Linked DNA regions of Homo sapiens: region 2 is linked to region 1. Evidence: chromatin contacts called from ENCODE Hi-C data. All regions are on one chromosome and are shown on one strand. Each heading gives the region's core, a stretch centred on a gene start or an enhancer-like site at or near the end of the contact. The rest is flanking DNA. Distances are from core to core; before and after follow the strand shown.

What was found. A loop is a pair of places that touch in the nucleus more often than their neighbours do. Pooled maps may share reads with other maps.
Region 2: a map of ascending aorta shows a loop between it and region 1 (5-fold over the local background). The contact joins the promoter of MGC16275 here to the promoter of COG1 in region 1. A Hi-C loop is called at or near these places in 7 of 168 maps with a recorded cell type or tissue (B cell, CD8-positive, alpha-beta T cell, ascending aorta and 2 more), 2 of 37 single-sample maps with no recorded cell type and 16 of 50 pooled maps.

The regions. Positions count from the first base shown.
Region 1 is chr17:73,191,603-73,195,458 of GRCh38, forward strand. COG1 (component of oligomeric golgi complex 1) reads left to right here and starts at 1,453. Exons shown (of 14, transcript NM_018714.3): 1 at 1,453-1,782. The coding sequence starts at 1,468. RefSeq lists enhancers at 680-1,439, 725-774, 1,405-1,684 and a silencer at 1,735-1,944.
Region 2 is chr17:74,210,660-74,214,762 of GRCh38, forward strand. It overlaps MGC16275 (a long non-coding RNA gene), which reads right to left and starts at 2,662. Exons shown (of 2, transcript NR_026914.1): 1 at 1,865-2,662; 2 at 1-1,023. TTYH2 (tweety family member 2) reads left to right here and starts at 2,912. Exons shown (of 14, transcript NM_032646.6): 1 at 2,912-3,057. The coding sequence starts at 2,929. RefSeq lists a silencer at 2,789-2,948.

The sequences.
Region 1 (3,856 bases), core at 203-2,702:
TTGCAGAATGGGATTAGAGACTGCAAACTGCAGGCCTGCCAACAGAGGGTGCTCTGTGGGAAATTATGTGAAAACGTAGAAAAGAGCGCGAGCCAGTAATTTAAAAATCGACGTCCAAATACTCACTGGGTCACCTATCAGCTATGTAATTTGGGCAGGTAAATAAGCTTTTGTTTCTTTTTTTTTTTTCCTCATAAATGGACTAGGAATATTACTCCTACCTACCTGGCATGGCCGATGTGCGAGAAAATGAGATAATCTCGTGGACAGGCTCTGAAAACTGCACTTTTACTGAGTAAAAAACCCTTTGCCTCTCCGGGCCCCCGTTTCCCCATCTGTAAAATGAGTCTGTAAAGTGAGAATGATACTCCCTACGCCGCAAGGCTCTTGCGGGTTAAACTGGAATATTATAAATGCACCATTTATTTGCAGATTGAAATTCTGTGCGTCCGGAGGTGGCGGGTGGGAGAGGGAATGAGCAGGGATGCAGGGTAGGCCCTGAGTTGCTGGGGGCTCAGCATGGCCGCTGCGCACATTGCATCATTTTGTCGACACTGGTGTGGGTGAAATCTTCCAAAAGAAATTAAAACAGAAAAAAAAAAAAAGAAGGGTCTGGGACTTAGCAGAAACAAGCCACAATCTCCAGATTCTACTATTCCTGGGCCACGTGAGGAGCGCCCACCCGTCTGGCGCTGCGTTCCCCGGGGCGTCCCAGCCTCTCCCGCCCAGCCCGCCGCCCTCCTCCCCCATGGCCACCAAGGTCAGGCTCTCGCAGGGAAAACGTCTTCAGGGGCTAAACATCGGTTTTAAACGAAATGGAAAACCTCCAACACGAATCAACAGCAGAGGAAAAGCAGACGCCAAACAAGCGCTCAGAACCCCTTCAGGGGCGGCGTGGTAGCTCTTCCCGGGGAACAGCGAGGGGCGCGGATGTCCCTCTTCCTAAAACTGCACGCGGGGTGCGATCCGAGACCCAGCGGCGGCGAGCGCGCCCGAGTCTGCTCGCGGGCGCCAGGCGCGCGGAGAGCGGCGGCTGCGCCTGCGCCAACGCCGTCAGTCCGCGGGGCCCGATCCCGACACCTAACTCCACAGAGAAGCTCTGCTCCTAAGGGAAAGGGAAGACTTCAGCCACAGTTTCGCAGCCAACCTGGCGACCTCACCTCTCTGGCGACCTCACTTCCCAGCCGGCTCCGTTTAAGAAAACCCCGCGCAGGACCGCGCCCGCCCCCGCGCCCGCGCCCGCCCCCGCCCCCTCGCGCCCGCCCCCTCGCGCCCGCCCCCTCGCGCCCGCCCCCTCGCGCCCGCCCCCTCGCGCCCGCCCCCTCGCGCCCGCCCCCTCGCGCCCGCCCCCTCGGGTAACAAACATGGCCCCCGGCGGGGCGGAAGCGCTTCCGCCCCCAACGAAGATGGCGGAGGGGGCGGGACTAAAAGGGCGTAGGTAGATCGCCGGGGGCTGACGAGTGCACCATGGCCACCGCGGCAACCTCACCCGCGCTGAAGCGGCTGGATCTGCGCGACCCTGCGGCTCTTTTCGAGACGCATGGAGCGGAGGAGATCCGCGGGCTGGAGCGCCAGGTTCGGGCCGAGATCGAGCACAAGAAGGAGGAGCTGCGGCAGATGGTGGGCGAACGGTACCGCGACCTGATCGAGGCGGCCGACACCATCGGCCAGATGCGCCGCTGCGCCGTGGGGCTAGTGGACGCCGTGAAGGCCACCGACCAGTACTGCGCCCGCCTCCGCCAGGCCGGCTCGGCCGCGCCCCGGCCACCGCGGGCCCAGCAGGTCAGTCCCCGTGCCCCCACCCTGCGACCCGCAGGCGGGTCCCGGAGCCCCTGGCCTTGCAGGTCAACCCCGCCCCCCTCTGTCAGTCCCAGACCCCGCGAGTCCTCACCTTCCTTAGCCAGGAGCCTATCCGCCCCTCACCCTTTGGGCCCCCCTCAGAGGACAGTGCCAGCCTTCCTTGCACATATGCGGCTGCTGATCCGTTCTGGAAATGCCATTCAACAGTTTCTTCAGGCGCTTTCCCCCGACTTCCGGGCCTTGATTCCTACACCTCACTGGGCTCCTTTCAATTTTAGCGGAAAACGCCAGGAGTTTCTGTCTTGACAGTTCAACGCTCACCTATATAACATGTCCTGACATTGTTTTTCCTCAGGTTTCTCCCCTATGTTGACACCTGCACTCCAAGTCATTTCTTCCTCATCCCAACCTTCCCCTTATCTCCCCAAGAATAACTTCCACAACCCCAAATAGCTGTTCTACCCTTTGGGAGTTGTTGAGGGTACCAGCTATCAAGCCCTTAACTTTATGTATGTATGTGACAGGGTCTCCCAAAGTGCTGGGATTACAGTCATGAGCCACCACAGCCGGCCAAGCCCTTACCTTTTAATAGCTGAACATTTTCATTTTCAGAACTAAGGCTTTTTTCATTCAGGTTCTCCTTATCCCGTGTTCTTCCCCCCAAACGCTATTGATTAGACACAATGAGGAAGGATGGGAGGTAAACAAACACATCCTCATATTGGAGCTGCAGCTTGCGTTCCTAAAGAATTTTTATTGGCCGGGTGCGGTGGCTCACGCCTGTAATCCCAGCACTTTGGGAGGCCGAGGCGGGTGGATCACGAGGTCAGGAGATCCAGACCATCCTGGCTAACACGGTGAAACCCCGTCTCTACTAAAAATACACAAAATTAGCCAGGCGTGGTGGCCGGCGCCTGTAGTCCCAGCTACCTGGGAGGCTGAGGCAGGAGAATGGCATGAACCCGGGAGGCGGAGCTTGCAGTGAGCCGAGATCGCGCCACTGCACTCCAGCCTGGGCCACAGAGCGAGACTCTGTCTCAAAAAAAAAAAAAAAAAGAATTTTTATTTCTTTATTTTTTGAGACAGGATCTCGCTCTGTCACCCAGGCTGGAGTGCAGTGGCGCGATCTCGGCTCACTGCAACCTCCGCCTCCCGGGTTCAAGCGATTCTCCTGCCTCAGCCACCCGCGTAGCTGGGATTACAGGCACCTGCCACCATGTCCGACTAATTTTTGTACTTTCAGTAGAGACGGGGTTTCACCATATTGGCCCGGCTGGTCTCCAACCCCTGACCTCATGTGATCTGCCTGCCTTGGCCTCCCAAAGTGATGGGATTACAGGCGCGAGAGCCACCGCGCACGGCCCCTTAAAGAATATAGACCTAGCAATGAACGAAGTGAAAGGGCATGAAGGGTGAAAAAGGTAAACAGTTAGTTGTTTTTAACAGCCTGGGAGAACTTACTGGGACATAGAAGAAAAAATTGAAAAGTACAGTCTAACTCCAATTTGGAACTTGTTCATGCTATCTGAGCTTTACAGAAATCCTGGTCAGTAGACTGGACTGACACAATAAAACTATAGGAAGTTGCAAATAAGTTTGCATATTTTTGAAATGAGTGACCTCATCCCTCCCAAAGCTAACATTTAGTACACGTGTCCCCTTAGGTGGCCAGCCTTTGCTGTAACTGAGTCATGCTTCAGGGTTTATTAAAACGCTAACTTGAATTATGCCTGATTTTAGAAACGTATTGATTTTCATAGTTGTTATATCTGGTTTATTCTCGGTTAACCCTACAAAAATTTGAGTGTCTTCTTCGTTCACATTACAAAGAAACAGAAGTCCCCCAATTCCTGCTCTGAAGGAGCTTACAACCTGGTCGAGGAAATAAATCCATGGAAACTTGACGAGAAAAAAATGTAAAAAAATTTAGAATAACAGGTCAGGCGCTGTGGCTCATGCCAGCACTTTGGGAGGCCAAGGCAGGTGGATTGCTTGATCACAGGAGTTTGAAACCAACCTGGGCAACACGGTGAAACACCATCTCTACAAAAAATAC
Region 2 (4,103 bases), core at 1,412-3,911, 1.0 Mb after region 1:
GTGTTTTTTGTTTTTTTAAGATCTCTACCTTTTAAAAGCGTGGCATACAGTGTGCTTGGTATTGTGTTAGGCATTTAGACGTGCTCAGGTTGTAAGGTTGAAGTGCCAGTCTTTGAATATTCTGTAAGGATTGTGAGGGTGTGAGGTGGTTTTGAGTCTGGTCACGGGTCTTGTTTCCTCCGGGAGAGGGTGGGTACACCAGCCCTCAGGCCCAGGTGCGGCACTGTGGGCGGCTTTCAGCCTTTCCCGTTCTGTAAGCATTGCAGATTCCCAAGGAAAAGCGAGCCTTTACCATGTGGGTTTTCTTTGTTCCCAGCACATCGTCCAGAGTTTCATCCCAGCTCCTAGGAGACAGGCCTTGCAGGGGTGTGTCCAGCCTTGTCTAGAGAAGGCCGCCTTTCATGCAGTGCTTCCCAGCCCTGGCTTGTGACTCAGTCATCTGGGGCACTTAGGCAGTTCACTGTGGTGGCCAGGGCTGACTGGAGATTGCGATTGCGGTGGTCTGGGGCATAGGTGTGTTTCCAAGCTCTCAGGTGGGCCTCTGCTTTGCTGGGGCTTCAGCAAGCCCTTAAGTGCTGCATACCAGGTGAATGGGGAGGGGGGAGGTGATGGGCTACAGCTGCTGGTGTGCCGACTGTCCTCCAACTCCCTGCTGAGTCTGTGGGAGGTCTGTCTGTTGTGCTTCAGCTTTTTGACACCTCTCTGGGTCAGCAGGCCTCCGGGGAAGCAGCTAGAATGGTCGCTGTCTGGCTGGGTGCAGGTGGGCTGACAGGTTTGGATATTCCAGGCCGCATTCCGGTGGCTGTGGAGATAGCCCTGAGGGACAGCCTTTGCAGTTTGTTTCTTCCAGTGCCGTGTGCAGGCCTCCAGCCTTCTGGGGCTCCCTTGCCCCGGGTTCAAAGTCAGTCCTCGGTGACCACCCACTGCCTAGGAGGCAGGCCCTTCCCACCTGGGGGGCCTCTGAGGGCAGGGGCTGTAAAAGCAGCTACCAGAAGAGTCCACTTTCCCCAGCAACTGCAGGGACTGAGTCAGAGACCAAGACCTTTTAAAAGGAGGTTTTCACCCAAAGAAGTTCCCTCCCCTGCCGCAGTCTCCAAGCTGATCGCCTGGCTCCTGCAGTTCTCCGGCTCCCTGTCCTGTTCTGGAACTTGCTTGCTTCCCCTTCCACTGGCCTTAGTCCCTGATCTCACAGGGTCCTGTTCCTTCTGCACAGAGGCCTCCCCCAGCACCCCCCTCTTTGACTCCCGATCATCCTTCAGCTCATGTCACTGTCCTTTGGGAAACAACCCTGACGCCCACCTTCCATCCCCTCTCCCTACAGCAGGGACTCTGACATTTCACAAGGCCTGCAATCGCTGTTTGCAGGATACAAGTCCACCTCACCTCGCCTACTAGGCTGTAGACGCCATGCAGGCGGGAACGTGTGTTTTATCCATTACTGTATCCTCTAGAACAGAGAACGTGCTCAAGAAAATTTGTTGAAAGACACCCCAATGAGAGAAGAATGGCTGTTTCCAGCCTTCCGGGCCCCTCAGCTTTGGGCTCCTGCAGGGCCCCAGAACCGTGGGATCACGGCCACGAGGAGAGGCCCCGAGGCCAGGACTTCCTCTAATGGACACAGGGCCTTTGAGCACCGGGTGACTGGGGCCCCACTCCCCAGCAGCCATATGTGTTTGCGAGCGTTTTCAGTCGGTCCGCATCCACCCGGTCCCTTCAGCCAGAACCCTAGGAGCCCCGCCCCGTCCTCCCGGGGCTCCTTTCTCACCCGCGTCCCTGCCGCGGTGGATACGCACCCCTCAGGCTGGCTGCCCAGCGCGGTTTCCACGCCCAATCTGCCGCGACCCCATCACTCCACCGCACCTACCCCTGACTCCTGCTTGTCCTGCAGCCTGGGCTCCTCCCTCCGCTGGCCAAGTCACGCCAAGCAGTTTGCGGTTACAGGACGGGTGGGGGCCTCTGCATATGTGCAGAGTACGGAGGGCCCAGGGACGCGAGGCTCCCCGATGGGCAACCTCCCCTGCCTTTGCTTTTCCCCAGAGCCCCCTCCTGGCCTGCGTTCGGCATCTTCTCGGGTCGTCATCGCCCTCTGCGGTGCCTGCGCTCGGGGTGAGGGTTTTTGTCGGCTTTTGTTACATCACCGATGTAACAGTGCCTGGACGTAGTAGGTGCTCAATAAATATGTTGTTGAATGCGCTTCAGTCTCCCCGAATGCTTGTCCCTTCCGGGCGCTCTCATCGCTCTCCTACCTTCCCCGCTACACAGCTCGAAGGTCCCCTCCTCCGGGAAGCTCACCCTGTCCCACTTGCCAGGAAGAATCAAGCAAATTTTCTGAGTGAGACACCTTGTCCTCACTCAGGCGTCCTGCAGGCGGCTTCAGCGAGTTGTTGGGGCAGATGCGCCGGGAGCTCCCGAGGGCAGGGACGGCGTCTTATTTCTCTTTTTAAGTCCACAGGGCTTGCACAATAGATGCCCAAAAAATGAGAGTGAATTTAGAATGAGTGACCGAGTGGCTGAAGATTGCCTCCTTCCTTTCCCAGTCTGTCGGTTACTTACCCTGTGACAAGCCCTTGGGACGGGCAGTCGCCCCTCTCTGGCCTATGACTGCTGGCTGCCCCCACTGACACCTTATACCCTTGATCTGATCATAAATAAGAAGCAGCCCGGGGACCTCGAGACTGAAACTGATTTAGAGACTTCTGGGAGCTTTTTTCACTTCCCTCCTCCCATCCGGCCAGGACAGATCCCCGCCCAGAAAGGGGCTGTTGACTGCAGCGGGCTGCGCGCCCAGAACTGGGACTGGGATCGCGGCGGGGCGGGGCGGGCGCGGGCCCAGGGAGAGGCGGGGCCGGGGGCGGGGCGGGCACGGGGCCCCGGCCGGGAGGTGAGCGCAGCTGTCGTTCAGCTTGTGGGTAGCACTCGGGCCGAGCCATGCAGGCGGCGCGCGTGGACTACATCGCTCCCTGGTGGGTCGTGTGGCTGCACAGCGTCCCGCACGTCGGCCTGCGCCTGCAGCCCGTGAACAGCACCTTCAGCCCCGGCGACGAGAGTTACCAGGAGGTAAGTTTACGCCGCCCCAGACCGCAGCCACGCGCGCCCCAAGTCCCCGCACTACCCCCTCTCCCCTCGAGAGCCTGCACTTTCCCACGTGCCTCTCAGACCCCTTCTCTCCCCGCGCAGCCCTTTCCCGTCTCCCCTCTCCCCTTTTCCCCCACCCTCCCAGGCCCGTGGCCCGCGTCCCCTCCTGTCTGGGAACCTGGGGGCCGGGAAAACTGAAGAGATCAGAGTGAAGCGAGCGTGGGGAAGGGGAGGAAGGGCGCAAGACCGCCTGCGGGGTGAGGGGCTGAACGCTGAGCGGGCAGGGCGGCGCGGGGGAGGGGTAAGGACAGGGGCATTCGTCTCGGGGTAATCCTGGCGCGCGAGGTGCGGGGATGCTGAGGGGTGCCCCGAAGTTTTCGACCGTCTGAGATTCCAAGATGGGGCGCTCTCTTTCCGGGGCTGAGTGGCCTAGGAAAGTTTGGCAGAAACTGAGTAGAGTCTCCCGAGTCGGTCTTCGCAGCACCCCTCCTCCCCAGCCCCGGCCTGCAGGGTGGGAGTCTCAGCTGGAAGGCTGCAGGGCTTGGGGAAGCGGTGTGGGTCACTTCCCCTCTAGCGCAGAGAACCCACAGCTGCTTGCGCTTGTTCCAGGGAAGGAAGGTGGCCTCCGTCAGCCCATCTCACACTGTTGTCCTGAGGACCCCCTTGCATTGACAGTCAGCTTCTCTGTGTCCCCTGGTCCTAGACTGGCCCATTCCTGTTCCCCCACGCCCCTCTCTCTACCTCACACCTTTAAGCCCTGAATTTCTGGCCTAGGGCAGTCACTCCCGGCTTCCCCGCCCTTTCCCTACTCTGCTGACCCTTGGCAGGATTCTGCACCCCACAAACAGGGCCAGGGCTCCCCAGACCTCCCTGCCCAGACAAACAAAGCTGCAGAATCTCCCAGCCCGTCTCAGGTCTGGTCACGCCTGCTCTGGCCCCGGGAGCCCACCTGTATCAGTTCCTTGTGTTGGGTCAAAGATTCTGGGGCCAGTGGACCAGGATGAGGTCCATTTATTCAGAGCCAGGCG